Linked DNA regions of Homo sapiens: regions 2 and 3 are each linked to region 1. Evidence: read pairs that join two places in POLR2A ChIA-PET (ENCODE). Cell type or tissue: HepG2. All regions are shown on one strand.

Evidence for each region. ChIA-PET counts read pairs that join two places held together with the same protein. Peaks named below come from ENCODE experiments on the same cell type or tissue, not always from the same donor. Only the 100,000 strongest peaks of a DNase experiment are listed, where the experiment ranks them.
Region 2: POLR2A ChIA-PET joins it to region 1 with 10 read pairs; 4 of 35 experiments call an interaction of 5 or more read pairs at or near these places.
Region 3: POLR2A ChIA-PET joins it to region 1 with 21 read pairs; 9 of 35 experiments call an interaction of 5 or more read pairs at or near these places.

Annotation. Positions count from the first base shown.
Region 1 is chr1:228,835,299-228,843,298 of GRCh38, reverse strand. No RefSeq gene overlaps it. Among named protein-coding and RNA genes, the nearest start is that of RHOU, 100 kb to the right of the region's middle. In HepG2, no CTCF peak of the experiment used is centred here; DNase peaks (open chromatin) are centred at 898, 4,648, 5,158, 6,638 and 1 weaker place; H3K4me3 peaks cover 1,151 bases.
Region 2 is chr1:229,028,690-229,036,689 of GRCh38, reverse strand. No RefSeq gene overlaps it. Among named protein-coding and RNA genes, the nearest start is that of LINC02815, 120 kb to the left of the region's middle. RefSeq lists an enhancer at 4,614-4,908 and a silencer at 4,614-4,908. In HepG2, no CTCF peak of the experiment used is centred here; DNase peaks (open chromatin) are centred at 4,049 and 4,789.
Region 3 is chr1:228,779,993-228,787,992 of GRCh38, reverse strand. No RefSeq gene overlaps it. Among named protein-coding and RNA genes, the nearest start is that of RHOU, 49 kb to the right of the region's middle. In HepG2, no CTCF peak of the experiment used is centred here; DNase peaks (open chromatin) are centred at 4,222, 4,602 and 4,952.

The DNA.
Region 1 (8,000 bases):
ATTTTTTTGTATTTTTAGTAGAGACGGGGTTTCACCATATTAGCCAGGATGGTCTCGATCTTCTGACCTTGTGATCTGCCCATCTCGGCCTCCCAAAGTGCTGGGATTACAGGCGTGAGCCACCGCGCCCAGCCAAGTAGGAGAAATTTCTAAAGGCAGGAAAGGAAATTCATGGAGTTCAGATAAGAGTGAGGAACATGGAGAAAGAGTAGGAGTAGAAAGGGTGAGAAGTGGCATAGGCAGTGAGGAAGACAGGAAACTCTGCCAGGCTGCAGACAGGCTGGCTGTGTTCAAATGTGGGGTTTGCAGTGGAGCTAACCCAACACCTACAGGACCAAATAGGACACACTGTGCCTTCCTCTCCCCAAAGAGGAAGCATATAGGGGTTTGGAGTGGGTTATTCCTCTGTCCCCCAGCCATGATGTACAGGAAGAGATAGGAATAAGATTATGATTTATGATTTGCAGTTATCATGAGCATGAAACTGTGTAGGATCTCAATTGAGATGCCTGGGAAATAACACCAATCATGTATGAAGTGCCAGATGCAGTACAAATAACCTTTCAACAACGTCTTGGGATAAATCTTATTATACCCATTTCCAAATTTAAAAACCAAGATTGGACTTGATTATGATTCCATATTTGTTCAGACAGCGGCAGCTCCCATACTGGACACACATTTCTCCCTTATTAAAGCTCAGGTTCCTTTACCATCACCCCTATAGAGAGGGACCTGCCCAGGGTCCCAGGAGCAGGGAAGGGGAGCCCAGCAGGGAACATAGCCTTTTGTCTTCCAGAGTCGGTGAACAGGCTGGCATCAGCCCCTCAGGCTGAGCTCATGAGATTCTGGATAGCAGCTTTGTTGATGACTCACCCACCTCACAGTGATAACGTCACAGTCTTGCTGAATAATGCAGCACAGAGCAGGGGTCAGGGCTGTCGCCAGGGTCCCTGCCAGAGCCCCAGGACACAGTTGGGAGCTTCACGGTTAGCCAAGAAAAATGGGTCAGCCCTCTTTGCTCATCCTTCCTCCCTCCTCCTGCTGGAATGGGGCATTGTTTCTCCTTTCTCTGTCACTGTCTTCAGCCAGTGCTTAGAGTATCAGACAGAGTGGGCCTAACCACAGGCCACAGGCTGAGAGCTGTCTGCAGAGACTACAGTGTTTGGCCAAAGGGGGCTTTCCAGCAGGGCTGTGTGAAAACCCAGACCTCTTATTAAGGAAAGATTTGGGGTGGGAAGAATAAGCTGGAAATGTGTTCATCTCTTATCCAATAAGTATTCATTGAGTGCCTACTGTAGGCTGGGATTCCAGGGGGTCAGTGACACAAAGAAATTGAGACCATCTGCTGTGGAATCTCGTGTTTCATTCACTCTTGCGGCCCTACAAGTGAAATGGTATCTGACACATGTAGGCACTCGGTAGGTCTCTATTGAATAAATGAATGACAGGCTTGGTTCCAACTTTTATGAAGCTCACAGTCTATGGAAGGCAAACATATAATCACACAATTAATTCACTCTAATGGTGATAGAATTATGAAGTGCAGGATGAGTTGCGATTATTTTGAAAAGCTTTAAAAGTTTTTTGCTTGAGTGATGTTTCTTTTGAGAGTCTTCTCAGTTTTGATATGAGACAAAAATCTTAAAAGTTAGCATAAGTCTTGGGTGGAATTGCAGCTATAGACAGACAATTCAGCATGCTATACTCTAATGTGAGGATAAATGCCTTTCAGTTTCTGTGAGAGAAAGAAAAAATAAACTCAGTTTCTCCTACTATTCTCTCATAACACAGGGTACTTCTGTGACCTCTGTCACCAATGTATGGGTATGTCCCCCCACCACGCAAGCAAGCAATTCTACAGATTTTCCAGTAGACACTAGCTGGACGTCCTTGAATTCAATTCATTTCTGTCACTACCTGCCTGAAGATAGCATCTGATCCCACGGGTTGAGGGCTCAGTCCCACAAGACCTCCACCACTTCTGATGCCAATCACAAGCCCCAGGTTATTTTACTTGTGGTTTCTGACTGGTTATAAATCTGGGTTCCTAAGACCCTGTCCTTGGGTTTAATTAATTTGCTAGAGCAGCTCACAGAACTCAGAGAGTCACGTAGCTGTGTTTACTGGTGTATTATAAAGGATATTATGTAGGATACAGATGAAGAGAGGCACAGGGCGAGGCATGTGGAAGGCGCTCAGACCTTCATGTCCTCTCCTTGTGTGCGAGTCTCTAGAAACCTCCATGAGTTCAGCTGCCTGGAAGTTCCCTGAACCCTGTACTTTGGGGTTTTATAGAGGCTTCATTATGTAGGCATGATTGATTAAATCATTGGCCATTGATGTTCAGCTCAACCTTCAGCCCCTCTTCCCTCCCCTGAGGTTAGGGGTGGGGGTGAAAGTTCCAACTTTATAATCACATGGTTGGTTCCCCTGGCCACCAACTCCCATCCCGAGGCTATCTAGGAGCCCAGCCAGAGTTGCCCGATTAGAACAAAAGATGCTACTAGCACTCCTATCTCTCAAGAAACTCCAAGGATTTTAAGAGCTCTGTGTCAGGAACTGAGGGCAGAGACCAATATGTGTACAGTCATATGCTAAATAATGGCATTTTAGCCAAGGATGGGCCATACATATGATGGTGATCTCAAAAGATTACAATGAATCTGAAAAATACCTATCCCTTAGCGATGCATGCCATGGTTGTCATAATGTCATAGTGCAATTACTTTATTTTTTAATAAATTTAGTGTAGCTAAAATAAATTTAGTGTACAGTAATGTAACATCCCAGGCCTTTCCATTCATTCACCGCTCACTCACTGGCTCACTCAGGGCAACTTCCAGTCCCACAGGCTCCATTCACGGTAACTACCCTAGACCGTGTACCTTTTTTCATCTTTTTTTTAATTTTTTTTTTTTTCAGACAGAGTCTCGCTCTGTGGCCCAGGCTGGAGTGCAGTGGTGCAGTGGCACAATCTCGGCTCACTGCAACCTCCACCTCCCAGGTTCAAATGATTCTCCTGCCTCAGCCTCCCGACTAGCTGGGATTACAGACACACACCACCACACCCAGCTAATTTTTCTACTTTTAGTAGAGATGGGGTTGCACCATGTTGGCCAGGCTGGTCTCAAACTGCTGACCACAAGTGATCCGCCCACCTTGGCCTCCCAAGTGCTGGGATTACAGGCGTGAGCCACCACGCCCAGCCCCATTTTTCATCTTTTCTAACCACATTTTTATGGTACCTTTTCTGTGTTTAGATATGTTTAGATTCACAAATACCACTGTGTTACGATTGCCTACAGTATTTGGTACAGGAGCAATAGGTTATCCCATATAGTATAGGTATGTAGTAGGTTATACCGTCTAGGTTTGTGTAAGTACTCTCTATGACGTTCAAACAACAATGAAATCACCTGATGCATTTCTCAGACTGCATCCCCATCATTAAGCAATGCGTGACTGTACTTCTTATTATTCCACAGTGGCAAAAATAAAGCAGAGCAAAACAAAACAGTGCGTGTGTGTGTGTGTGTGTGTATGCAAGTGTGTGCATCCAAGCCTCTGTGTCTGCACAGAGTAAGGGTCCGTGGCCCTCATCAATAGCATCTCATGGGCTTTGGATCAGGCATTTGTCATTTGTAATATGTCCCCTTCCATTCTAGTTCTTGCTCGGTAAACCAGTTCAAAAACGCTCATTTCTGCCTCATTCTTCATTCTCTAGCCCCATGCCTCTCCAGGATGGTCAGAGGCCACCTTAGATGGCCCCGGCCTGCCCTGTACTTAGCTTCCCTTCCTCTCACCCCATAAGCCCTCTGTGAAGAGCAGGCTCTCTCCCTCCGCTCCACTGCCCCAGCGTCTTAGCTGAGTTCATGACCATTTTCAAAAATAAACAACAAATATAGTGGGCTGTGGGGGAGACAACGCACTTTGGAGCAAGAGGATCATGAGTCATGGTTTGGCTATTTCTCTGAATTCTAGTCTTGATCAAGTTACTGAAGCTCCCTGTGCCTCACTTTTTTCATCTGTAAACTGGGACTGATGGTATGTATTATCTACCTGACGTGGTTGTTGAGGAGATAAGAGCAAATGGGAGCAGGCATACAAAAGCCCAGGAGTGACGGCAGATTGTGCTAGAGGGCTGGGACACAGCCACATGTCCCACAGGGCCCTGACCACAGCAGGGAATATAGACCCATGACCAGCCCCACACCCCAGAAGAAAGTCAGATGAAAACTGAGATCACTTATTTTCTAAGGTCCTTCTTTCCTTGGGGAGTGTCTATTTGCATGGCCAGTGTAAGAGTGAATGGATTCAAACAGGATAATGGGAACAACTGCGGAAGCTTGGTCCAAACAACTTGAGTTGACCTCCTTAAGTGTAGCCTCCTGTGGTGACAGCGCACAGGAAATGAGGGGAATTGTTGCCTCTTTGTCCAGTTAGAGCTGAGTTACAGCTCAGAGAACCCTTTAGAACCTTGGATGAAAGGAGCTAGACTTCTTTCTGCCCACGATTCTAGAACACCAACCCTGTGGACACACCTTTTTTAAAACCACCAAACAAAACCACATGGAGTGTTTATAACCAAGGAATAATGGCTCGGACCTCCCTTCCCTCAGATAGCAGGAGCTTCTTACGTAAGGGGCACTCGATTGTGTTCACAGAGCCAACAGCATGAGTCACTGACCCCTGAGGTCATTCTGGCTCTTTTCAAAGCAAACAGAGTCCTGTTTTATAGATACAGGTAAGAAGTGAAAGAAAAAAGAAAAAGACAAAAGTTAAGAATCTGAAGGCACCCAGTGAGCAGTGGGGACAAGCACCTTCTCTGTTCATTGCTGGAATCCTGGTCACCCTCGCAGAGGCAGCACATTAATGGTTCAAGGCCTTTGCACCAGTGTGTGATGTAATCGCCACAGCTCAGCAGATTGCTGAAGGAACCACCCAGCTGCTTCTTACAAGTACATACATATCCATGGTGAAAATGTTCTCTGTGCTTGTTCCCTGGGCACAATTCACAACAGAATTTAGAACTGTACTCAACATGCCTCCCTGCACTAAATATATGTCATTGCTAACGTGTGGCTCTGTCACAGAAGCCTCCGAGCTATTCAGAAACTCTCAGGAGGTCAGAAGGGCTACCTTTGTCCAGAGCTCTGGTTAAAGATTAACAGGCTGGAGTCTTTGGGCCTGGCAGGGCCTAATGTAGTCTGCTGTCACCTCTCCGGGGTGAAGGAGCTGTGCGGGGCAGGCCCAGTGCCCACCGGATGACAAGAACAAAAGCCACCACACCCAGAGGCAGGATCTAGCATCTTGACCCCAGCTCTCCCTGAACTTCTCGGGGCCTCTGTTTCCTCAGTTGTGACATAGTGGGGTTGGACCTGACTCCCAGGGTACATGACAGAGGAGGTTTGCAAGGGAGCTGGGCTGGGGTTTGGCCTGCTGCTGGGGCCCTGAGCCCTGACTGCCCCATGGAAGCACAGCAGTGCAGCCCACTTCTGCGTCTGTTGGGGCCTCCAGCTTTCCTCTTCAGGGTTGCTGAGGAAGTTCTGGCAAGTTCCATCCACAGGAAGGTGTGCTGGGGAGGGATAGCAAATGGCAGACGCAAACACTAAGCCACAGGAAGCTCCCCATGGGACCACCAGGTGAAAACTGAGCTTGGCCTTGCTCAGGGGAGCAACCTGACATGGGTTTTTTTTGTTTTTTTGGGGTTTTTTTTGAGACAGTCTTGCTCTGTCGCCCAGACTGGAGTGCAATGGCATGATCTTGGCTCACTGCAACCTCTGCCTCCTGGGTTCAAGCGATTCTCCTGCCTCAGCCTCCTGAGTAGCTGGGATTACAGGAGTGTGCCACAACTCCCCGCTAATTTTTGTATTTTTAGTAGGGACGGGATTTCACATGTTGCCCAGGCTGGTCTCAAATACCTGACCTCGTGATCCACCCACCTTGGACTTCCAAAGTGCTGAGTTTACAGGCATGAGCCACCACGCCCGGCCACCTGACATGGTTTTTATGTTCTGTGAGAAGTTTTGTTGTTTTCTTCTTTTTAACGAGAAGATTTATGAGAATTCCTGCATCTTAACATCTATCCTGACACCGAGATAGAAGGCATTCTGAAACTACACATAATCCAGAAATGTGAACTTCCACCTCGTACCCAGAGGCCTCGCCCAACATCAGGTGCTCTCAGGCTCCAGATCCATTTTCAGTCAGGAAAAGAAATGAAAATACAAAACCAAGCAATTGAGTGAGCCATCTCTTAAGGACTGAATTATCAGGCATCTATAATGCTCTTTACCCTTTTTTCTTTCCCAGTCAGCGATGCTGCTTACACTACACATAAGATAAATGCAGCCTGGAAATGCAGCCTTCCCATTTTTGTTCCAAGCAGGTGGAAGCTTCTCCCTGCTGCTGTGTGGTCCTGACACACATACCCCAGTTAAAAACAAATAAAAACAGAAATGGCCCCACCATCACTAAATAAAACACCATGTATCTCCTTTGGTCCAATCACCCCATCTCACGTGGCTGAGTGACGCTGGCAGAGCATGGACCCCTGGATGCTGGGTAACTGCAGCAGAGATTCTCTCCCTCTGTAAACAGGCTGCAACCCGAGGAATGAATGTGTGCCTTCTTCTAGGGCTGCTCCTACCCTTTGCTTGCACAGCCTCTCTCTGTGCTCTGGTTCATTACAATGCTGAAGTCACTCTGCTTATCAGGGACCTTTGAGCTGCAGAGCACTGGCAGAGGCTGTGAGGAGGGATAAAAGAAACAGAGGACTGTATTTCTGGCCCTGAGGAGTCTACCTTCTAAGGAAGAAGCAGGTAAAGTGCATATAAAAGATAATATGTTACTACATACATAAAGAAATGCAAACTCCTCTGCTGTGAACGATACTCTCAAGCCCTGGGGGCTATGGGATTAGTGAACATCGTCAACCAGGTAACTCAGGGAAAGCTTAGCCGGGTGGTGAATCCATCATTGATCCCACTAGCACAGATAGTCAGGTGCAGACATTCCAGTCAGTAAAGGCTTGCCCTCCAGTGTGCATGCTAGTGCAGGCATCCCAGGGTAGGAAACTGTAGGCAGGCTTGTTGCAGCAGTGTGGGAAAGAAACAGGGGTGAGCCACGCGGAAGGACTTACCCATGCAGAACATCAGCGCCCATTCACACATCTGTCCCTTTAACAAATGTGTATTGCCTGTTCTGACACTGACATGAGCATTCATTCATGCTGACAAATCTGGCTAATTATGATAGGCAATCAGCAACCAAGCAATGATACAGTCAGAGTAGCATTGGAAGAAGAGATTTTTGAGATGACATGAGGAAAGGCTTAGAGGATAAGAGAGGCTGGAAATGAAAACTCAGAAAATAACAAGACTTGAGTGGGTTTTATTTAGAAAAAATATTAATGACACAAAACTTACAGAATTTTGGCCTCATTGTTTTGTGGTCTTTTTAATCAGCTTAACATGTTAGAAATAGACACATAACATGCTACAAGAAAATAGAGAGGACCCGGGCTTGGTGGCAGGAGCCTATAGTCCCAGCTACTTGGGAGGCTGAGGTGGGGGATCGCTTGAGCCCAGGAGTTCAAGGCTGTAGTGTGAGATGATCATGCCTCTGAGCAGCCACTATACTTCAGCCTGGGCAACATAGTAAGACCCCATCTCTTAAAAGAAAAAAACAGAGCGTGAGGTAGGTATTCACTAATATTAGTTTATGAAAGGCATAATTTTTTCCAGCAAATTCAGTAAAACCTGGAGACCATAACCTGGGATATTACCCAAAATGGTCATAGATCCCGCACGCTGTCCAACCACCTACCAACTCCACCCTACAGTCTTCATAACAAGTGATATGGTTTGGATGTTTTGTCCTCTCCAAATCTCATGCGAAATGTGACCTCTAATGTTAAAGGTGGGCCTAGTGGGAGGTGTTTAGGTCATGGAAGTAGACCCCTCATTACTGTCTTGGTGCTATCCTCATAGTACTTA
Region 2 (8,000 bases), 190 kb before region 1:
AAAAGTCAATCAGATGGGCTCCACCTTTCCTGTCATTCCTCTTTTCAGTGCCCCATCTGCTGCCAAGTAGCAATTTGGGAGCTTTTGAAAATGAGTTTTAAATGGAAGAACTAATGGAAGAAAAAGTAGACAAGGAGAAGGGGTAAAGGAAAGAGGATACCCTTTCTAACAGGTAGCTACTCTTTCCTCTTCACCTGACCTTGTGAGACAGTGAGACCAAGGAGTTTCTGGGGTCACACTTGGGCATTGTGGCCTGAAAATCAGACAGACATGGAGTGGGTGTGTGAACCATTAAAACAAGTGAGAAAAAAAACTAAGCTGGCAGAGGACAGCTCCCAGTGCTGTGGGAACACACTTCCCAGATGAGGACTGGTCGCAATGACTACTCGCAGGACCTCAGTTTGTATCTTTCAGTCCCAGTCCCCCAGGGGAATCAGAGGAGGGAAGGAAACCTCCCTAAGATGTCTGTCTGGTCAAGGCTGCAAGGCCTTCCGGTTTGCAGTTATGAAACAAAGGCATTTAAAATGTTCTCTCCTCACTTTCTCTGAGAGCCAGGATCTCTTTCCTGGGACTATGGGAAAGAGGAGCTGCTCCAAGCCCAGAGGATGTGCACGATTACCAGATGGCAATGACAACTGGGAGATTTTTATTTGACTTGGTCCCACTTTCCCATTTCACAGGTGGGAGAGCAGGCTCAGAGAGTGAAGTGGTTTTTCCAATTTTGTAGAGTAAACGTCTGTTGAGATGAAGGCCAGACTGCTGATAGCAGGCCAGCCATGTATGCTGTCTGATTAGTGCATCTATCTTCCCCTCTACTCCTGTATCTTCCCATACACTAGCTCCAGTCAAATGAATTAGCTATGAGGTCAACAAACCCATGCTTTGCCTTCCTGCAGAGTGAACAAGGTAGGGGCACATCTCCATCAGAAAACAGGGCAAAACCTCCTGGTTTAATCAGGCTGACTTTGGTGCACAATCTCAAGTAAAGGGTGGAGTTGTTTCCTTTTCTTTGGTAGCTGATGTTGTCTTTGCAAAGAAATAAACCAAAAAAACCACAGGCAGAACTCCTGCTAGTATGTCAGTGCTTGCTTGACCGACCAACCGATTCATACACTGGTCTGGTTTGGCTATTTACATGTGTAAGGTCTTTCCCCACAGGATTGGTATACAGACAAGTGGGTTTGCAAATCCTAGCTCCTCCGTGTGTGATGGAAGGATTTGGAAATCCCAGTTGGGGTGTTCTGCTGTGAAAAATTTATCAAGGTAGGACTATGTCTAAACATTTAACTCTGAAAAAGGGGCCAGCAAACAGAAATACCATATGTGAATTTCCTGTTTGTTCCTTAGCTCAAGATTATTGGTGGTTTCATCCTTACTCCACAGTACACCCCTCCCATCACTTTTTCATGGTCATTTAAGTACAGAATTAGTCAAAACTGATTTAAAAATTATGACTCAGAGCACGGCGCCAGCTACCTGGGTGTGGGACAGGGTCCTGCACTTGGTTTAATGCTTGGATGTTGCTGTCTTGAAATTCTTAGTCGTTTTTGGACAAGTGCCTATATTTTCATCTACCACTGGGCTTTGCAAGTTATGAAGCTGGTCCTGTTGGCATATATGACTTCCAATTTCAGCTCAAACTTGTGTTGTGACTTTGGCCAAACTTTACTCTTTTTGAGACTCTGTTTCCTCATCTATACTCGCCACAAGGGCAGTGGCTGCAGTAGTTATTTACTACTAAATTCTCAGCCCTTACCATGTGCCTGACACAGGTAAGTGCTCAATAAATACTTGTAGAGTAAATGAATTAATGTCAAAGAAAACCTGCTGCTTAAAATTTGAGAAAGGATGCTGAATTACAGAAGTACATTTCTTAAGAGCTATAAAGAAAAACATATTGAATGGCCATTATGAAATAATGATGATGGCAATATCACTGATCATCTATTTCCTGATGGCTACTCTGGTAATTTACTAAACAGTGGATATGGAGAAAAGAAAACAGCCTTCAGTAGATACAGCCGGGACTGATGCCAGACATCTCATTGAATCTTATAAATTCTTCATCTTTACATAAGCGTGCATGGAAAAAGACTTCTCAAGCCATAAAGAAAGCTACAAAGAAAGCTCTGGATATTGCGTTTCAGGCCAAGGTCTAGTTCAAATGCAGTCTGGGAAAAGTCCCATTTGGAAAAGCTGTCTGCTTGCATAATTTTATTCCCCATTAGTACTTTGGTATCACTCAAAACACAGGCAGAACTAAAAGCTGGGCCTGGAAAGTAAGAGGACTTCTCATAAGGATGCCTCCAGGCAAAAGTGTGGGTTTGGACTGGATAAAAACTAAACATCAGCTCCAGCAAATCTGGGAGGCATTTGGTAAATGGCTGAATTGGACCCTGCCTCAAGACTTCTTGATTATTTTTTCTGCTCCCTTTCCTGCCCCAGGGTGTGTCTCAGAGACGGAATTCAGGGTGAGCTTTTCTCCTGAGCTGCTGGGGGATGTGGGCACAACCCCACCTGAGATGTGAGCATGGAGCTCTGGTTAAAGCATCCAAGCTTTTGAGATTCAGGGCTACAGTTAGAAGGGGAGGTCAGAGATCACAGTAGCTACTGGTTATTTCTCACTTACCAGGTGTCATAAGTTCTTCATGTATATCATGTTTAATCCTCAAGACCCCTAAAGGAGCTATTATTACACCTGTTTTAAAGGTGTGGAAAATGAGGCTCAGATAGGTTAAGTAAGTTGACTTAGTTGATGCATTTATTAGTGGTAGATCCAGGATTTGAACACAAATTGCTCAGGGTCTAAAGTAAGTGCTCATTCTCATCTACGACTTGTCTCTTTGATTTTGGGATTGGCTATGGCTTGCCAATGGAATGTGGGTGGGCATGATGCGGGCACTGGCTCTAAAAGTGCTTGCCATGAGAGCATGAGTAACCACTGCCCTTCAGGCTCAGCCCCAGCTGGGAGATGTGAACAGACTGGAGCTAGCTGTGAAGCTAGAGAATCTCTGAGCTGTGGGGTCGTTTGTTACACAACACCATTGCAGCAATAGCTGATTAACACAGCTTGTTTTTTCACTGGGAAAAGACAATCAAGATGATATACGTTTCAATTCAATAAATGTTTATTGATTACTCTATGCCAAGTACTGGGCTTGGTTCTAGGGAACACAATAATCAATGGATCAGACACATGCTTCCTTAGTCTCGTTTGCTGATTTATCCTTCCCTACCTGACTTTCAAATGTTATTGTGAAGGTTCCATTCTAGACCCTCATATGTCTCTATATTCTTCCCAAATAATCCCATCCATCTATGTCCATGCCTTCAATTCCAACCATATCTGTAGCTCTCTCTTTCTTTCTGAGCTCTAGATTGGCATAGCTAATCCAATTTTAACTGTCTGCTTTCCTTTGCCACTGGGCATCTACAGCCCCTTTCAAGCTCAACAATTCCCAGACTAAACTCATGCTCTTCCTCCCCCTAATTTGGGTCATCTCCTGTCGGTAACCACAGAGGAAGTCCTGTCCCCATTATCTGCTGTCAGGGTAACTCATACTTGTCCTTGGTAGGGCTTGCCAAGGTTAATTAATTAAATGCAATAGCTTAGATAGTTAATTGCTTGTCCTTCTCGTGAGAATGTAAACTCCTCCAGAGCATCCACAGATCTGTATGTGATTGCGGACCCTCACCTATGGAATAAGGTCCAAACTCTCACAGCTTTCAAAGCTCACTGAGATCTGGTCTCAACTTAACATCAAGCCTCCATTTCTCTGCTCAGGCAACTAACAACCTTCACCTACTATTGCTCTTTCCCTGGATAGGGAGACACGCACTTGTAGGAGGAAAATGACCTGTCACTGAAAATGCACCAAGAAGCTGGTGTACTTGGCCTCACCTGCTGGCTCTGAGGAGCTGCCCATTCTGAGTCCCTTCTTTAGGGACGGAGTACTGTGGTGCTCCTCTTTACCACACTGTCTCCCATTATCCCCAGCCCTTTCTCCTCTAGCCTGTCCCTCCCACTTTCCAAACTATCACTGTGCAACAAAGAAAGAGAAAAAGGAAATGAGGCAATTGAAATGGAATTGAATCCTGGAAATCTGCAATTGCAGAAGGAAAGGTGGGGCTTGTGCTCCAACCCCCTCATGTCAGAGTTCATGGCAATCTCCTGGGGCTGGTTTTCTACCTTTTATCCTTTTAAAATTTTAATGTACTGCAGATTCTAACCTTCTTATCCATTCCTGGAAATCCCCCCATTTTACTTCTTTTCCCAATGGGCCCATTTAAATCTTGGCTTTGCCATTAGCAATGTTTGAATCTGAACAGCTTTAAGGTAAAGTGATCCCTGAAATGGTTCAAGTTAACATTTTCTTTTGTTTCAAAATTTCTTGCTTATTTTTTCCGGTTAAGACCCCAGTCCAAACCCCACATTTCAGATAGCACATCTGAGCTGCAGCCTCAGAATAGTGAGCTCATGTGCTGTGTTTGTCTTGGCTCAGCCCGCCTGACCTAGGCAGGGACTTGGTGTGTATGTAGGGGAGTGGGGGAGTAGGGGGCTGGGTGGGGGTGGTAATGGCAATAGATTAGAGCCATAACGACAGCCCCGTCCTAGCCCAGGCCGGCCAGCCTCTGGGGGCTCCAGGACCTCCTTCAGGGAAGCCCAGCAACGCCTTGTTGGTCCCTTTTTGGCCCTGACTTGCACCTCTGTGGTCTTTGATATCGGCTTATGTTCTTTTTTCTTTTTTAGAGACAAGGTCTCATTGTCACCCAGGGTGGAGTGCAGTGGCACAATCATAGCTCACTGTGGCCTTGAACTCCTGAACCCAACAAACCCTCCCACTTCAGCCTCCGAAGTAGCTAGGACTACAGACCCACACCACCATGCCTGGATAATTATTATTTTTTGTAGAGACAGGGTCTCACTGTGTTACCCAGGCTGGTCTTGAACTCCTGGCCTCAAGTGATCCTTCTGCCTCAGCCCCCCAAAGCACTGGGATTACAGGCATGGACCTCTGCACACGGGCCTGGCTTATGTTCCTCTTCTGCTCAACCAGGACAATGGTGGTAGGTGGTTAGAGACAGTCTGAGCAGATGGGGAGGCAGATGAAGAATCTGATGCATCCCCGGAGGTCTTTCTGCCCATTCTGGTAGGCAGATGTCGTGGCCGTCCCCAGGGTCCAGCCCAGGCCTTAGCTCATAGCCCATTTAGTGCCTGCCAAGTACAGGTCTCCCAGATGTATAATAGAACCTGACTATCGCTAGCTAGCTGTCCTTTTCTGTGGAATCTGCCTTCCCACCCCAGTTAGAGTCTTCCCTGACATCCATAGACCTATCTACAGCCCTCTGCTGCTGTTGCTAAGGAACCCCCAGGGCCCCATGAAGGCCCTTCTTGACCCTTCCCACTAAAACCTCTGCCAGCTCCACAGTAGCAGGGGCCTCATTAGCCAATCTGAGAGTGAAGTGGCTTCGTTGTCTGGGGAAATACCCGAGGTTCGTTGTCTCGAGCCGACAAGATTAACGACATGGACACACACGCACGGAGTAGGTTTAAGGGGCGGAAACTTTAATAGACACAGAAAGAAGAGAGAGAGAGAGAGCTTCCTCAGGCAGAGGAAGGGGGTGCCCAAGAGGGTTTCTAAGTTTGGGGTGGGATGCAGTTGATTATATAGAGGGGCTTGAGGAGGCGGTGTTTGATTTACGTAGGTCCCAGGGGATTGGTTTGGCCAGGTATGTCATTTACACAGCCTTCGAAGAAACTGGCCCTCCCACCCTAATCTTTTATTATGCAAATGTGGCCTCAACCTGGTGGTGCCATGACACCTGCACAGGTGACAACAAGGAGAGGGAGGGGAAGTCACCATGTTGGAATGTACTTGGCTTCCAGGTACAGCTGCTGGCACTTACACATGTGACCTTCCAGCTTGCTTATCTATGCTTGCAGCTTGGCTTTTGGGCTGCTTTCTGTTAGAAAAGAAATGGTTTGGGGGCTGCTTTTTATTAAAAGGAAATTCCACTGAGAACTCTTTTACCCACACTAACTGCCTAAAACAATTTCTTAATAACTTCTATATCATTCATGCTGGTTCTATAGACTCAAGGTCTCAGGGCACAGAGAATTTGGGACCCCATGGTGCCCCAGCCTCTAGATGCCAGGTCCTGAGGGCAGTTAGGGATAACTGCATTTAGGCTGGGAACGTAATGCCATTCCTACTGCAGTTTGAAATTTGTGGGCTGGCATGGAAAGCCATTGCATGGGGCCTCTCACACAGCACTCAATAAACTCTAACAAACCTCATGATAACCTGTTTCTACATGTGGGACCATTTGTATCTTTCAAAGATCTTCCATGGAACTCTCTGGAAATACTAAAATAGAGATCTTTGTAAGGGCCACTGCACTTTAGTCTGGGCAACATAGCAAGATCCCATCTCAAATAATAATAATAATAATAATAATAGTAGAGGTCTTAGAATCTGAGAGTGGAATTCCAACCCTGGCTCTGTCATGGCACAGTGTGACTATATCACACACAGCTGCTCTGGGTCCTGCTTTTAAGATGTGTACAATGAGTGGCTTGCCTAGCGTTGCTGGTTTTCTAATAAACCCTGACCACACAGAGGTGCCTGGGGAGGAGGAAGGGAGGGAGAGCTCTGTGCTGTCCTTCCAGCTCCTACAGAAGAATCTGTCTTAGTCAGGCCTCCCCATAAGATTTCATTTGAAAGAAAGTTTTGCACTTAGAAAGTAAAGCTCAAAAGCCACAGGACTAGGAGAGAACCAAGACCTTCCCAGCTCTAACATTCTGGAACTGAGCGCCAGAGCCTGGCATGTGACAAGCTGGCATTGCATTCCCCTCAAAGATGTCACTTAGGAAAAAGCTGACTCACTCATAGGAGTTAAATGGATTCTTCTAAGGGAAGACAAGACCAGTAGCTAACTCATTACTGAGCAGGCTCAATAACACTGATTGTCAAAGGAGCACGTCTACTGGTCGCAAAGTGCCATATGGCTGATTGCGTCTAATAAAATGAGCTCATGTTGAATTGACAATCTGTATATGTCTCTGTTGTCCCCAAAAAGACAGCTGAAAATGATTGAGGGCTGCAAGTATTTGGTGACTGCACCATGGATACAGTAATTTAACTCAGCTGTCACTAAGCTTGTGCCAGATTTGGCCTAGCAGACATTTTTGTGTTGATGGGGCGTGTTTCTTGGTGTGTCTCACTACAGGTGATGGGGTCAGTCCCAGCTGAGGGGTCCACATGGACTCCCCAGCAGGGGCAGTGTATGGCTGTGAGAGCTGCTCACACATCTCTAAGTCCTCATCCATTCCTTCTGTTCCCACGCCCTGCCCATCTCCTCCCACCAGATACAGTGCCAGGTGGGGAAGGCAAGTGAGGACGGTGGGGAGGGGGGTGCAGTGGCAAAGGCCCCCCAACACAGTCTGCTTTGTGACTTGTGGCTGGAGGACTCCACCTAGCACCTTCCTTCTGAGCTGAGCTCCAGCCTGGGCCCCAGTTGCCCCGAGTCCTGGTTAGAGTTCAGAGCTGCAGCTCAGGGTGGTAGCTGCAAGCCCCATGCGGCTACTGAGCACTCTAAATGTGGCAATTCCAAACTGACACTGAATTTCAAGCCCTTGGTACTAGAAAAAGAGACTATAAAAATCTTACAAATTTTATACGATTACATGTTGGAATGATAATGATTTTTATATACAAAGTATATTGCTAAAGTTAATTTCACCTGTTTCTTTTTATTATTATTACTTCTTAGTTAGCCACTAGAAAATGTAAGATGACGTGTGTGGCTCACATTATAATTCTGTTGGGCGCCACTGATCTAGAAAGAATTCGATTTGTAAAGGGGCCCAGATGGACCATTTCAGGGGATTCGGCAAGTGTTTGCCGAGCACCTTCTGTGTGCAGCTCATCTGCCGCACAGATGGCTGTCTGAGCTGCTGGGGGAGGTGGGAGGTGGGGTCGGAGCAGGGAGCTGCCCCA
Region 3 (8,000 bases), 55 kb after region 1:
GATGGGTCTTGAGCTGGAGGTGATGAAGAGGGGAGAGCAAGGACAGATTCATTGTTCTCAATGCTGGTAGAGAAGGTAAGACCACAAATAAAACAGTAGCAACAGCGGACATTTCTGTGCTGTTGTACTTAGGATTGGAGAAATTTGAGCCTCTGTTGATGCTCCGAAAGAATGCTTCAAAGCTAGCACCAGGAATAGTTGGTAGGATTAGGGCTACAAGTGAGAACTTTGGTGCCTAAATCCAATTTCTTATTCATATCCCAGAATGAAAAAGAATACTAAGAGGAGAATGGGACTGAAGCAGGCAGATCATCTCTAAGAGGAAATAGGATGTACATTACAGTAAAACACATCCTACGTAAAAAGGAGACTGCATAATTCTCTGAAAAAGTTGGCAGTTGTCTAGATCTGGGTTCCCAAGGAGTGGGGCATGTCTACCCCAGATGGCAGCTGAGTGCCATGCCAGTTTCTCATGGCATGATCAAGAACTCGCTGACCCTACCCCATGCTTGCTAGAGTGCAACCTCCTGCCTGCTCCATCTGCAAGGGTGTTGATCTGACCAACATCCTTGGTCAGATTTTCCAATTACCATTTCAAAGGTAACTGTGAAAATCATTTCTTTCCTTAATACTGAATACCTTTTTTTCTCACTACCATTCCCCTCTCCCCCCTGGCCTTCGGGGCAAGTGTCTTTGTGGGGTGCCCTGAAAGAACAGAGCAGTTGAGCATGGTGTCTAAGAGCCTGGGACCTGCAGCTAGAAGGCTCCACTGTCTATTGTTGTGGGACCCCAAGCAAATCATTTTATTGCTCAGTGCCTGTTTCCTCAGGGAGTATAAATACTACCGGCAAGGCACTTAGAACACCGTCCAGGACTGGGGCTCATAGGAAGTCCTCTGTCTCTGTTAGGCTATCATTCTGCCTCTGACCTGGGGATCTGCAAATTTGATTCAGTCCCTGCCTGCCTTTCCAACTGACACCATGAACCCTGGTTAAAGTAGAAATCAGATACCAGTTTTCAACTCCAGTTTGATTTCCCAGTACAGACAGTTCCCCACTGAGATGCCAGTGGGTGAAATATAACCAGCTTCCTCCATAATTAGTTTCAGTTATTACACCATCTTTCTGGGTAATGAAATTATTCCTTGTCCTTATGGTTTTTACTGACAGCAATAAAAAATTATTTTCAGTCTTATTGCTAGAATTCTTTGGGTTCAGTCATAGGAATACAATTCCCTAGAATAATCAAATTAATTCATTATCTTAGTATTTTACATATTTTTTACTCTAGGGGATATGAGATTGTTGCTATTTGACTATTTCTGACTGACAAAATGAGTATTTCATATGATTCAACCTAATATTTTCAACCACTGATGGAATTTCTATTTATGCAGGTGGGGTGGGGAAAATGAATTGTTTGCTGTCTAAGATAACAATAGAATTCCTTTTAGAGAGGGAACTATTTTTTCTTTGGGGAAATACGTCAATGGACATTTTGTTTTTGCAGAAGATTAGAGATGAGAGAAGACTAAAAGGAGCAAAATCGCTCTGCTCGATCTGAAGATCTCAGGAGTTCTTGTTTTGCTTTTGTGATGGGGAGAGTGAGATAGGGAGGCCTTGTTAAGCTTCACCTAAATCTACCTCCCAACATATTTTAGGTTTGGCCTAAAGGTTTCTCTGTACATATGAACTGCAACCAAACTGGATATGTAAATGAACTGTAGCCTACTCTTATGCCAATCCCTGAGTTTTGGTCAATCAAAGGCAACCAACTGTTCAAACCAGGATCAAATAAGGCGAACACCAGGCTGTAACCAATCCGGCTGTTCCTATACCTCACTTCTGTTTTCTGTACATCACTTTCCGTTTTCTGTCTATGAATAATCTTTGATCACAGGGCAGTGCCAGGGCCTCTGTGAACTCCTCCTGGTTCAGCAGCTGCCCAACTTGTGAATCGTTCTTTGCTCAGTTAAACTCTGTTAAATTTGTCTAAGGTTATTATTATATCAGCCTAGGCTGCGAGAAAGTGTAGGCCCTGGTGCTAAGGAGGAGGCTGAACAGTGATGCGTGGTGTGGCTACATCATGGCAGAGACGCTTGACGGGGAAGCCTCAGAGCAGCCACATCCCCCACACACTCAGCTCCAAGTTGTGCTCTCCATCTCCACACCCACCCAGCTTTCCTTACTGGCTTAGTAGCATTTCAGGGACGTCAGTACCAGAGTACTGTCTACACTGCAGCTGAGAGAAAGGGCCCTCTTATGGGATGGGACAGGACAGGACAGAAGGGGCACGAGAAGCAGAGGTTCACACTCAAATGCAAGCCTTCCTTGGGGCTGCTCAGAAATAATGCACGACCTGGCAGGCGTTGGCCATCCTGAAACTTCACACATGCAGTTCTAGGAGTTTGGGAGATTGGGCAACATCTGGAATTGTTCACTCTGAGAACGCAAATCATCTGCACCCTTGAAGCTTACTGTCTACATTAACGTGACTTTGCTCTTACATGAAACACTTGTCCAGGAAAATAAAAGCTGCAAATAACTTTGTTTGTTTCAGGAACTTTCTGGAAGAATTCATTCAAATGATCATTAAACGATGAGACTTTTCAATAGATAGCATCAGTGACTATTTATACCTCAAGGTTCTTTGAATCCCTTGCCTCAAAACCCTCACATTACCGCATCCACCAATCCTCATACTATAAACCCCTCCCCTGCTGCACTGAACAGCCTCTAAAACCCAACCCCAAAGCCTCATAAGTACCCCGACTTGGATGCCCCATCTGAGATGCTGCTATTCAGACTATCAGGGCAGGGCTCTCCCAGACCACAGTAAGCAATGAATAACTTCAGCTTATTGACAGGTTGTAGGAGGGTATTTTTAGGGAGCTGGATTTTGCTTGGAATAGGTAGGCCAGGTGCTGGGGATACGAAGGCGAACAAAACTGAACCCCTGACTTCACAAAGCTGATGTTGTGATGCAGCAGACACATTAAACAACTCATCACAAGTAGTTCAATAATTATTTAAGCACGACTATGGTACATGCTACAAAAAAAACTACAGAGCCCCAGGGGAGTGCAGCCTTGACTGGTGTGGTGGGAAGCAGGGGCTTGGGAAGGAGCAACAGGGGTGCCTGCAAGGGAGGCAGAGGAGGTTACAACACAGACCTGTACAGACTACATCGCTCATTTCCATGGTGCAGCAGGGGAGGGCCTTAGGCTTATTAAAAGGGAGCCTGAGTTTGTAAAGTGGGAGAAACACTGCCCTAGCCCACAGGGAAGGGAATGCAAAATATGAGCTGTGCACCAGAGTGCCTCAGATGGGAGGTTGGTGCATGACCAAGGAAGGCCTGGGGAACAGGGTTGATGCCGACGCCGCAGGACTCAGCAGAAGTGAGCCACTGAGTGCTTACCTGGTTGGGGGATACATGGCTGAAGGGGGATTCTGGAGCTAAGTGAAAATTCATATGGGCCTAGGCTTGGGAGGAGGAATCTTGGAGGGAATGTAGAACAATTGCCATATGGTGCCCTGGGAGGAGATGGAAGGTGAGGGCAAGGGAGGGTGTGGTTTTAAGTGGCCTTAAGTCATTCCTGAATTCCAGAGTCTAGAAGATCATAAAGGTAGAGGCTGGTGCCCCGGGGTATGAGAGATTACAACCAGTTTCGTCACAGAATGCAAGAATTGGCCTCGAAAATTCAGGGACAGCTGGTCAATAGAACTGGGCCACTAGGTCTAGATTGACTTGGATACAGCAAGGGAGAAAACCCTACCTTAAATGTGGGGTTCATTCATGGAATAGTAGGGATGAGGCAGGAAAAGCATGCCAGAACTGGAGGGAGGAGAGATAGCCACAACTTTCTGTGGACCATTGGGTTGGGGCAGGTGAGGAGCATGTTAAAAGCCATGTGTTAGCAAGGGTTATCTGGCACAGGAGGCAGCTCTGCTCTTCCCCAGGCTAAAACAAATCACATCTTCAGCAGGATGGGTTGCAAGAGGACTGTGACAGGCAGGGAGACACTCCATGAAAGGCTGAATCCCTGGGGTCTCCCGATGGTACAGAAGGTGTGAAGTAGAGGAGGGGTTACTGAGGCCACATGTGGAGCCTGGGTTCCTAGGAAAGTGAAGATATTGATGACACAGCAGGAAGCCTGGGGGAAGCGGGCTTGGGGAGGTTACAACATCCTCAGCTTGGAATGTGCTGAGTGTGAGGTGGTGGAGGATGTAAAGTCCAAGCAGAGATGGACCATAATGAGGCCCAGAGATGTATCTGCTTCTCCAGTGGACCAGATGCTGACGGAGCCCCAGGACTGGCTGGCTTGCTCCTTGGTTCCCGCAATACCCAGCACCCGGTCTGTGTGCAGTGGCCTCGGTCAGTGTCTAATGTGGCTGCATCGAGCGTCCAAAAGTGGCTGCAGAGGTAATCATGGCGATCTAGTACCACCCACCACATTAGATGCTTGTGTGCATCTCCCCGTCGTTGGGAAGTAATAAGCACTTACTATCAAGCCCACTTATGGACAGGGAGCTAAGCAGTTTATCAGCTAGAAAGTAGCAGAATTGGACTTTGAACCCACTCCCTCTGATGCCAGAGGCTGCTCCTGGCTGTTGGCTTCCTGTGCTCTGTGGACACGGAGCAGAGAGACTGCAGGTTGTAAACCACTAAAAGAGTTGCACGAGAAAGGGAGGCAAGACCTCACCCACTCAATAGAGGCGGAAAACAAGACGCAGGAGGCCCTCACACACATCCCCTCCCCATTATGGGGTAAAAGGAGTGGGAAAAAGTATAATCCTTTCCCTTCTTCCTTCCCACCCTTTATCTGCAGGACAGAACTGAGCTACCACATCTCTTAGGAAATAGATCCTTAAGGGGCCCAGAACCTTGGAAGCAGTCACTGTGTTCTGAAGCTGGATGACTCACCTGGACTCTAACAACAGTCAAAAGTCCAGGGTGCTGAATGCCAACTCAGTGTTGAGCTCTGAAAGGAATCACAACACAGCATCATCCCTATGGAGGTGACCTTCCAACACCTCTCCTCTCCCCACACACCACACCCACACACACCCACACACACACCACACATACACATCACACACACACACACACACCACACAGTACACTCTACACACCACACACACATGCACCCACATGCACACAACACATACACATCACAAACACACACCCCACACAGCATACTCTACACACCACACACACATGCCGCACACACATCACAAACAACACACACACACCAGGCATCACACACACCTACACCACACCACACACATGCCCCACATGCTACATTGGCACATCATGCAAACATACACCACACTCCGTAAACATACTCCCACACACAGACACACACCACAAACACCACACACATGGACCACACACACTACACTACACACACAGACCACACACACACAAAGACCATACATACAGACCACACACACACCCGGACCATACACACAGACCACACACACACACTACACACAGACCACACACACACAGACCATGTACACACACAGACCATACACACAGACGACACACACACACACTGCACACACAGACCACATACACACAGACACACACTACACACACAGACCACATACACAGACTACACACACGCAGACCATACACACAGACCACACAGACCACATACACACAGACTACACACATGCAGACCATACACACAGACCACATACACACACACTATACACGGACCACACAGACCACATACACACAGACTACACACACTCAGACCATACACACAGACTACACACACACACACACACACTACACACACAGACCACACAGATCACACACAAACCACATACACACCGACTACACACACACAGACCATGCACACAGACCAGACACACAACCATACGCACAGACCATACAGACCACACAGACCACACATACACACACATGCACACAGACACACATCACACAGATCACACACACACACATAGAGACCACACACAGACACACAGACCATACAGACCACACATAAACACAGACACACACACACACACACACCACACACACAGACCATACACACAGACCACACACACACACACACAGACCACACAAACACACAAACCATACACACACACAGTCCACACACACATCGTACCACACACGTGCGCACACACACACACACAACCCTATGTAAAAGAATTCTGGGAGTAATTACAAAGCCTCCTTGTCCCTGGATGCTGTCTTCTATCTGAAACTTAAGCTCTGGCTCAGGATTTCTAATTAGACCAATGTTTTCCTCTACCGGGAGACACTGAGTCATTAGATAATTTTCTGATGATCTGCACGTACCTCTGAAACAGATGTCCCCTGCCACCATCAGCAGCACATAAACATTTAGATGTAGCTGAATTCCCCACAAGTAAGGAGATTAAGCAGGGTTAGGGTTTGGGATGTGTGAGCCATATCCTATCAGAACTAAAGATAAAGATAAAATGTATCTAAATCTCCCTTCCCCCTCTTCTGTGCTGCTTAAATCACTGCACAGAAGCACACTTAGAACTAAGCAGTGACTATCACCAGTGTTCTCGCTCTATTTCACCCGTCAAGTTAAGCACCTTCTTATCGCAGCTGAAGTGGTGGTACGAAGAGGCTGGATCTTACACAGCCTGCCCCTGGCGGGATACATCCCCAGGGAGTTGACATATTTAACGAGTAAAGCAGCTCATTTCATCAGATTAGTTTACACAGAAGAGAAAGGAGACTTCAGAAGCAGTAGGTAAAGAGACTTTTTGTTCTTTGTAATTTGACTCTGTAATTTGGTTATTATTTTTGTTTAATTCTACAAGCAGCCTGTGAGAGGAACTGACTCTGCATGGGGCCATCTTGTCAATGTTAACAACTCCCTTATTTATTTGCCTGGGAGAATCCTCCCATTTTGAAATATAGCATGAGATTCAGGGCTTATGTCTGCCGAGCTGCTGCCCAAGACCTTCCTCAGTTAAGGAGGCACTTGTCATGAGACCCCCCCCCGCCAGGGCAGGGTCCTGTACCATGAGATAGGGACACCAAGGCCCAGAATCAGGTCATCTACTATCCCCTTCTTCCCACCTTCCCTCCTCTTTCCAGGACATTCTGAGCTATGGACACCAGACATTCACAGTCCTGTCTCCTGTGTCGTTTTTTAACTATCTTACTCTGTCTTGATTCCTTTATGTGCATTTGACATGCCCATGCAACCATGTAAAAAGACTTGCTTCTGGTCAGTCTCAGTGGCTCATCCCTGTAAACCCAACACTTTGGGAGGCCGAGGCTCAAAGATCACTTGAGGCCAGGAGTTTGAGACCAGCCTGGGTAACATAGCAAGACCTCATTTCTATTTTTTAAAATGTAAATTAGTCAGGCATGGTGACACACACCTGTAGTCTTAGCTACTCAGGAGGATAGCTTGAGACCAGGAGTTTGAGACCCGTGAGGTATGATCATGCCATTGCACTTCAGTCTGAGTGACAGAGCAAGATCCTGTCTCTATTTTTTAAAGACTTGCTTCATTTCTGTTCATTTTCTATTCTTCATTATTCAATTTGTTTGGTTTTGTGTGCTTTTGGTTCCTACTTTTGTCTTACTCCTTAGGTGGGCCACCCAACATGGACCTTAGTCCCCTGGGGGCTCAGCACTTCCCTGGACACCAATCACGCCCTAATTGGACTCCACCCTGATTCTCTACCCATGGGGCTGGAGGGGGAGATCTTTTGAAACACCATAGGATGGACGAAGCCCTAGGTTTTTCTCCAGTGCTTGTGAAAATGCAGATTCTGGGGCCACACTCCAGACTTCCAGAATTAGGATCCCTTAGGAGTAGAGCCAAGGAATCTGCATTTTACAACCTCTCCAAGTGTGTCTTACACCTACTGAAGTTTGAGAACCACAAAATCTAGATTTTAGAGGGACCAACTTCTCCAATTTATGTCAGATAGGATTTGTGCTAAATGCTTCAGAAGCCCAGCGAAGCCTTGATT